2 separate regions of the Homo sapiens genome follow, and region 1 is linked to region 2. Evidence: chromatin loops called from intact Hi-C (ENCODE). Cell type or tissue: endothelial cell of umbilical vein. All regions are shown on one strand.

What was found. Peaks named below come from ENCODE experiments on the same cell type or tissue, not always from the same donor. Only the 100,000 strongest peaks of a DNase experiment are listed, where the experiment ranks them.
Region 1: it touches region 2 in a loop (3-fold over the local background); 1 of 110 quality-filtered maps calls a loop at or near these places.

Annotation. Positions count from the first base shown.
Region 1 is chr10:88,649,548-88,653,547 of GRCh38, forward strand. No RefSeq gene overlaps it. Among named protein-coding and RNA genes, the nearest start is that of LIPF, 13 kb to the right of the region's middle. In endothelial cell of umbilical vein, no CTCF peak of the experiment used is centred here; a DNase peak (open chromatin) is centred at 1,824; H3K27ac peaks cover 1,720 bases.
Region 2 is chr10:88,705,959-88,709,958 of GRCh38, forward strand. It overlaps LIPK (lipase family member K), which reads left to right and starts at 291. Exons shown (of 10, transcript NM_001080518.2): 1 at 291-362. In endothelial cell of umbilical vein, no CTCF peak of the experiment used is centred here; a DNase peak (open chromatin) is centred at 1,983; H3K27ac peaks cover 235 bases.

The DNA of each region.
Region 1 (4,000 bases), 56 kb before region 2:
ATGACAGGATGTTACAGCGTTGGACCTGAATATACATGTAATACATATATGTAGGAAATATGTATTATATGTACATATATTAAATATATAAATAGTAGATATGTATTATACGTACATGTAATACATATACGGTAAATATATATTATATATACATACATGTATTATGTATATAAAATATATTACACACACATGAAGTTATTTAATTATTTATTTTCTCTTTAAAGAAGAGGGCTTTCTGCATCTGGGAATTGTGGAGAGAGTGTTGCTATGGGGCTTACTTGGATTTCTAGTCCCCACCCTTCTATTAACTATGAAACACCTTTAGCAAAGTTTTTTGTTACAGAGCTCCTTTCTTTTTAATGGCTTAGCACCTGTGATTCTTTATTTCCAAATAGCCATAACTTTTTCTTAAATTACTATTTTATCTCTTTATAACATAAACGTATTCTAAAAAGAAAATAGTTGCATAATAACTATTATATATATTATTGTCTTAATCACATATTTTCAATATGAAGAAAATTTAAAAAATACCAATTTTATACTACTCGAATGATTTTCCCAGAATAATTGAGCTGTATATATCAAAGTCTGGTCAGAATAAAGAAGCCACTCTAAGTATTCCAAGCAGAAAGTGTTCTTATATGTGGAATTAGATGCTTACAGAACTGATGGAACTTCTCAAGCAATGAAGATCAAAAAAAAGTCACGGCTAGAAATGAGTGATTTACAGGAACTTTCCTGGGAGTTGCTGCAAGTGAAGCTCAGGAATAAAAGGGGAGCCATGATGGCAGATTTCAGGTGCCTGCAGCACTGTGTGGGTGATTCCCAGGAGTTCACCCAGAAGCCACCATAAGTTTCTGTTATCAGCCTGTGCACCTGCTCACAACTGCCCCAATGAATGAAAACCCTTTCATTAAGACAAAAGCAGAAACACATCATAGGAAAGAGAATTCAAACATGCTCCCCTTCTAAACAGAGGAGAATATAGAAAGGATTATGGGTGATGTCAAACTAATACCATATAAAACAGCACCAGAAATGATCAGTTTTTATATCTCGCTCCGGGTAGCTGTATATGAATCAAATCTAGGATTCCCAACAAACATTAATGTATAAATGAAGTGACGTAGATGTGATAGGACAAGTTGGACTAATTCTATGATATACATAATGAATTCTTTAATTGATTATGAATATTTTAATAAAGTATAACTTAAAGTACTTTCATAATCATATGAATGCATTATTTGTCTTTTATTGCTGTTATTGCAGTAGATTGAATGCAGACACAAATATAAAAATCCAACTGCTTTGTGGAGCCAGACGTGAAAGAGATTTGCAAAACTATAAAGCACTTGTCTCACTAATTTTATATACATATAACCCACATTTTTTAAAAAAGCTTTTGAAAGTCCTAATAATTTTAAGAGTGTAAAGGGTCTTGAAAACAAAAAGTGAGAATTACTGAATTAGAAAAGTGAATCCTCAATTGACTTTCTGATAAACATATTTTCTTGGAGCATATCTTCAAACCACAAGTTAACTGCCATTTTATCTTACACTAAACTTTTTTAAAAATCTCATTGCATTAGAAAAGTTTGCATTGACTGCAGCATTTGCCAAATAGCTTCATGACTCACAACTAAAGATAGGTTACACATTGGAAATTCAAGAGACCAAGAAACCAACTAGTAGGTAATGAAGGACCTCATGAACCTTGAGTCCCTTGTTGGGAAATACTTTCAAGATAAGTGATTTAGGATAAAAAGTCCAAATGAGATAGCCTTCATTTTTCAAGAGAAAAACAGAATATAATCTGAGCTTTGACTCATTCCACACATTATGTTCTAATTTATGTAAAATAGTTTTTGGATTAATCATGACTTTTTCTTGGACTCCTTCACTATTTCTTACTCATCCCTGACATCAGAGGCTGTTTGGCTTTCTGGAGCCAGAGTACAAAAATGCAGATGGAAGGCAGGAAGCAAAATTACATGGCTGGATTTGGGGGATTTTTCACATGAAAATATGAATCTAAAAAAACCACAAACTCTGAAATAAGAATTCTGTAAAGCTCCCTACACGTTAAGCACATTTATATACAATTGTATTTTGTAGTTCTAATATCAATATTCAGTTCTGCCTAAGTTAGTCCTTTACCTCAGTGATCACAATAGTATTTTCTGTTTGTGTTCAATCAGAATTTCTTTCTAAGCTTTATTAGATGTCATCCCATTCTTGTCCCTTGCTACTTTATGCTGGGATGATCATTTATATTTTGTAGCTGTTAGTGCTCTTGGAAGATTTCCTCAGTTTCTGCTAATGTAATTTCCAAAATTTATTCAAATATAGATTATTTTTATTTAATTTTCTCCAGTGCACTCTGAGAAATGCTTGGCACTATTAATCTGTTAACCCAGAGATTGCATCTAGGTTTAAAATCTTGAATCTTACTTTCTATTTTTCTCTAACTCCCTGTTGCCCTTCTCCTTAATAATGGGAAACCCTAATTCTTTCCCTTTGGCAGTAACTTCCTGTTTTGAATAAGAGTAAAAAATTAATTTCCTGATGTAAAATATACATTTTTTTTTGAGACAGAGTCTCGCTCTATCACCCAGGCTGGAGTGCAGTGGCATGATCTTGGCTCACTGCAACCTCCACCTCCTGGGTTCAAGCAATTCTCCTGCCTCAGCCTCCCAAGTAGGTGGGATTACAGGCACACACTACCATGCCCGGCTAATTTTTGTATCTTTAGTAGAGATGGGGTTTCACCATGTTGGCCAGGCTGGCCTCGAACTCCTGACCTCAAGTGTTCTGCCCACCTCGGCCTCCCAAAGTGCTGGAATTACATGCGTGAGCCACTGCGCCTGGCAGAAATACACACTCTATCACACATAATGGGAAAAACCATTAAACATTCCTGCTGGTTACTTTAGATCACACTTTTAACTGCTTCTTTATTTTAATCACAGTATTTAAGCTATATCAAAAATAGTTTACTAAGTAAAAGTTACAGAAAAAAATAAATTGGGGAGGGGAAAAGATAGAGAATGGAAAATATTGGAGACGATTAGAGAGGCAGATCGATCTGGACTGGGAAACACCTCCTCTTTTACTGTTTGCTTCATTCTTTCTTCATTTTAGCTCTCTTCCAATGAAATCTTAAAATTTTCAAGCTGATTTTAAGCAGGATGTATCCAATAAAATCAACTATGGTTGAAGATTAAATAAGGATGACTAATGAGATTGATGTTTTCAAAAGTATGTTTATCACCAAGTGGAGATTTTTAACTCCAGTGTAGTATCCCTTAAAAGGGATGGAACAGTGAAAATGGGGAATAGGAGATAATTAAAGGAAGGTGCCTTGTCCTACTTTTCAATACTGATAAAAGCCCCAAAAAGTCTTAATTGGATCATAGCTGTTTTATAGCCTATGAGGAGACATCTTTCCTTAGCTTTGCAAGTGGCTTTATATACTACTGAGAGAAATCAAAATAATCTCATTCCTTAAAGAGAATGTGGTTTGGCTTAAAGAAAAAATGTTAAAAAGTGCTCAAATTTTGAAGTTGTGTAGCTATGAATACAAGACCTTTTTTTCTTCAAAACTGTGTAGTCGTAGAGTACATGTAAGTTGACTAGGTCGATAAAAATGGCTTGTGGGTATAGCTGCCTCAAAAGACTCAAATACTGGAAGAGCCTTAGTTAAACTAAACTCTGGTTTATTCATACTTACATCTAAAAGGTAGACATACTTGTAAATTAAAAAATGTTGTTTTTAACTTTTAGCCAAATCAAGTAAACCTAGAATTAACTATTGAAAACCTTGAAAGTGTAATGTCTTGGTAGAAATATTGTTTTTCCCAAGATACCAAACCAGGTCATAATATAGTAGTAAAATTTAACTAATAGATGATATTATTTTATTAAATAATCAATTCGACTTTACCTGATTACTAATTTTATTTTCTTAAATGAAATATATTTTAATAAGATGTAT
Region 2 (4,000 bases):
CATCCACCCTTGGTGGAAATTATTTTCTAAGTAGAGAGTCTCAGATTCTGCTGAGAATCTTCCAATTCATCTGACCCTTGAGGCATGGAACATGAGGATTGGCTTGGCAGGAGTGAGAATTTTAGTCTCAATCACATTCTTTTTCATCACTGGCTAAGAACTCACCTAACAAGTTTACCTTAGTAGCATCTGTTATATTTGAAACCATGATTAATCTGCTTCCAGTTGAGAAATTTCTAGTTGCGCCATCTTTTGAGCTGTTTAAAACAGAGCATGTTCCACTGACAGTTGCCTCTGGAAGGATCTGGAATGCACCTGAAGCTCCCAGGACTTGAAGACAGACCTCCAAAGACTTGGATCAGGTAATGACTTTTCATCTATTTGCAGAGCCTGGATCATAGTGTATTAGTGAGACATAGGAAACCTTCAGAGGGACAGAACTTTACATGTTGATGATGAATATTGTATTTTGATTCTATCAGGTTAAGCAAGATACAGCAAGAGTATAATGTGACAACTTCAGATGGAGAGTCTTCTAGGTATGTTATGACAAGTTTTCCCTTTCAGAAAGCTGCAGCATCTAGAAAGCAGACATCACTATATTTGAACCTCAGTGAGAGGAGGTATCACAAGTCTACACTTGGAAAAATCTAGCAATAAATAATTTTATGAACCTCTCTTTTGAGTCTTGCATCTAGGGGTTTGGGAAATAATGTTTGGATAATGTTCTCAAAACCATTTACCATTTTTTAGGAAGCCCTTTATGTTCTCATTCCAATGGCCTTGAGTATGAATATTCTTTTTTATGATCAGGGTCATCTGCAGGGGAATATGAAGCAAAGTGACTGTCAAGAGTGACACAACTGCTTATGAAATCAATCATTTGTGGAGGACACACCATTCTCTTTTTCTGCTGCTTTGTAATAAATAGTTTGACTGGGAGAGGAGTGAAAATGTGGTTCACATTAATGTAGATGATATTTAAGAGTATCATGCTCCTGTCACCCTTTAAATTGCAGACCTGATTGGAAGCTAGAAAGATGAAGATGAGTCAACTGGATGGACTAATATTCCCTCTAGACATAGAGAGATTAAATAATTATTCTTTAATTCTATGTGTCAAAGCCAAACTGTTATTTTTTGTTTGTTTTTACAAAATAGTTATCCTTTGTTTTCTTTTTCTAGAAATAAGAAAGCAGTTTTTACCAGGCTTTCTTTGTGTCTGAAAACAGAAACCAACTCAAATATATAGCACCTTGGCATACTTAGCACTTCAGGCTGTAAATATGAGAGTATGGAACTGAGTTTTGGAATAACAATATGAAGTTAAAGTGCCATTTTACTCTAAAATGACTTGGTTTCATATTCCTTCACTGGACTATCCTGTCTCTCCCTTACTTTGTAAGGACATTGAGGGAAAAATTATTTCCTTCACTGCTCTTCCTTTGTGGTTTATTTTATTTAATTTTTGCCTTTAATTTGAAGGAACAATCTTTCAGACCCTATTTTACCAGGCAGGACAAGTGTTTTGTCCTTCATATTATCGAAGACATGTGAAATATAATGCTCTTTAAATGTTTGTTATTCATTTTTTTCTGCCTTGGCATTTTATTTCCCATTTATCCCAAGACTCTTGTTCTTTTCTGCTTGCCTCTAGGCTTAGAGCACAGAGCTACTGGCCTCTTAACCTATTTGAAAATTCCATCAAAGTTGCCTAGTCTTTCTTCCTGATTCAAATGTGCTAGGTGTTTAATTCTCAAATCTACAATTTTTAGGACTGGATATCCTATTAGGTAAAGATTTCCTTTCATTCACTTGTTAATAGTCTCCTCAGTCTTCCTGATTCATTGTCTTTCACCCTGTGGGTGGGGGAAAAACAGGGAAGCAATTTAAATCTAGTTTCTGACTAACCTGACCACTAATAGTTGTGAGTCACTCTGTTTTGGTAAGAGGTTAAAAGTATTAGAGCTTTATGAAGGATGCTGAGGTAGGAGCAAGACAGATCCTAAATCTCTGTAAACACCCAGTGGGTTTTTAGATTTAAAATGTCAGATAAAAAGGAAAAATGTGGCAGATGCAAAAACATTCTAATTGATAAACAACAGTCTTCTGGCAAACCCAGTCATTTGTATGGCTGCCAAGAATCTTTTAATAAACAAAAACTATGCGATACTGCTGAAATGATTATTACAAGATGGAAGTACTAAAACTTCTGAACTTTGCCCCTAAGAAGACATCTAGGACATTTACTCACAGGTCATTGAGTTTAAATTTATACATAATTATTTCTAAATGTCATAACCTTTGCTATTATTATAAGGATGATTCAAGCTAATAAATTCATCAAGAAAAATATATAACCAATAAGTAAATTAGTGGAAGAGAGAAAATGTTTATTCCCAGTGACCAAATATAACCATTTTCATTTTGGAGTAATTCTTCTAGTCTTTTGAAGACCATACTTTTTTGTTTATTTGTTTTAGAAGTTTAAAAACAATAAAAATTTAAAAATATATAACAGTTGCTTAAATATTATTTTTGCTTCTATAGTCCCAAAGTTTGCAAAACTCTGTAAGTGACTGCAAATTTTTAGGTTGGCATATAAAATTTATGTCATATTTTTAAATCATTGCTAAGGTGCACTTTATGGCACATTGTAAATATTAATAGTTTAAAATTAAATTGCTACACAATTTTCAAAATGAATCCAATAGAATAATGATTTGATGCCTAATATCATCCATTTAAAAATTCCCTTAATGAATTTAAAGTTTTACATCTTTTATTTTTCTCTTTCTATTCATATTCTCATTCCAGTCATTTCTACAGATGTTTTACATATTCCTACAAATATATTTTAATATAACATATTTGTGTTATTATTTCTTTTATTGATCAGTAGATTATTCTCTGCAACTAAAAGGTCCATATACATTAAAACTTAAATTGTTTTCATTTCCTGTGACCATAAGGTTGCATTTTGTAAAAAGTTTTTAATGATGTGTGATTTTAATTTTTCTTTGTATATAATTGTCCAAAGGATCATAACACATTAAAAGTTTAATGAAAAATGATTAAGCATTAGGAGTAAAACTTTATTGGTGATGCTTTTCTTAATGACGTAAATAGATCTTTGCCTTTTAAATTCTGCATCCATTGATGATGATTATTTATTGACAGAATGAAACAAAATTCATCATCAATTCTTTTTCATTTTTTGAATAGATGTGAGTGCTGAGAAACCATGTTTACATAATGCCACAATTTTTTGAACTCTTTATGAAGCTCTGTGTCACAAATCACATAGTGATGCATCAACAAAAATTATTTTATTTTTTTATTATACTTTAAGTTCTGGGATACATGTGCAGAATGTGTAGGTTTGTTACATAGGTATACATGTGCCACGGTGGTTTGCTGCACCTATCAACCCGTCATCTACATTAGGTATTTCTCCTAATGCTATCCTTCTCCTTGTCCCCCACCCCCCGACAGGCCCCAGTGTGTGATGTTCCCCTCCCTGTGTTCTCATTGTTCAACTCTCACCTATGAGTGAGAACATGCGGTGTTTGGATTTTTGTTCCTGTTAGCTGGCTGAGAATGATGGCTTCCAGCCAAGACACAAAAATTATTTTTTATGATCTATCTACTAACCACTCAAGTGCATCCTCTTTCTATTTTTTTTTTTTTAAGCAAAGAATTCGAAACCGACTTGCAGAAGTTAAATGCCCTTGGAAAGGGACTGCTATTTTATTAAGGTCAGTTCCTTTCCCAATACCAATGTCAATATTGTCAATTATTCTCTTGTTAGGGAGTCTCAGCCATTTATACAGCCTAGAACAATTCACATCGTAAGATTCAGGAAAGGAGAGGGTTGGGCTTTTCCTTTGCAAAGTTAGAAAAGGAGACCCTGCTTCAAACCAGAAATTCTCAGGCCAAATTAGTATTACAAAAGAGTGTAGATGAGAGTCAAAGGTCTAGAATTTCATTCTTTTAAAAC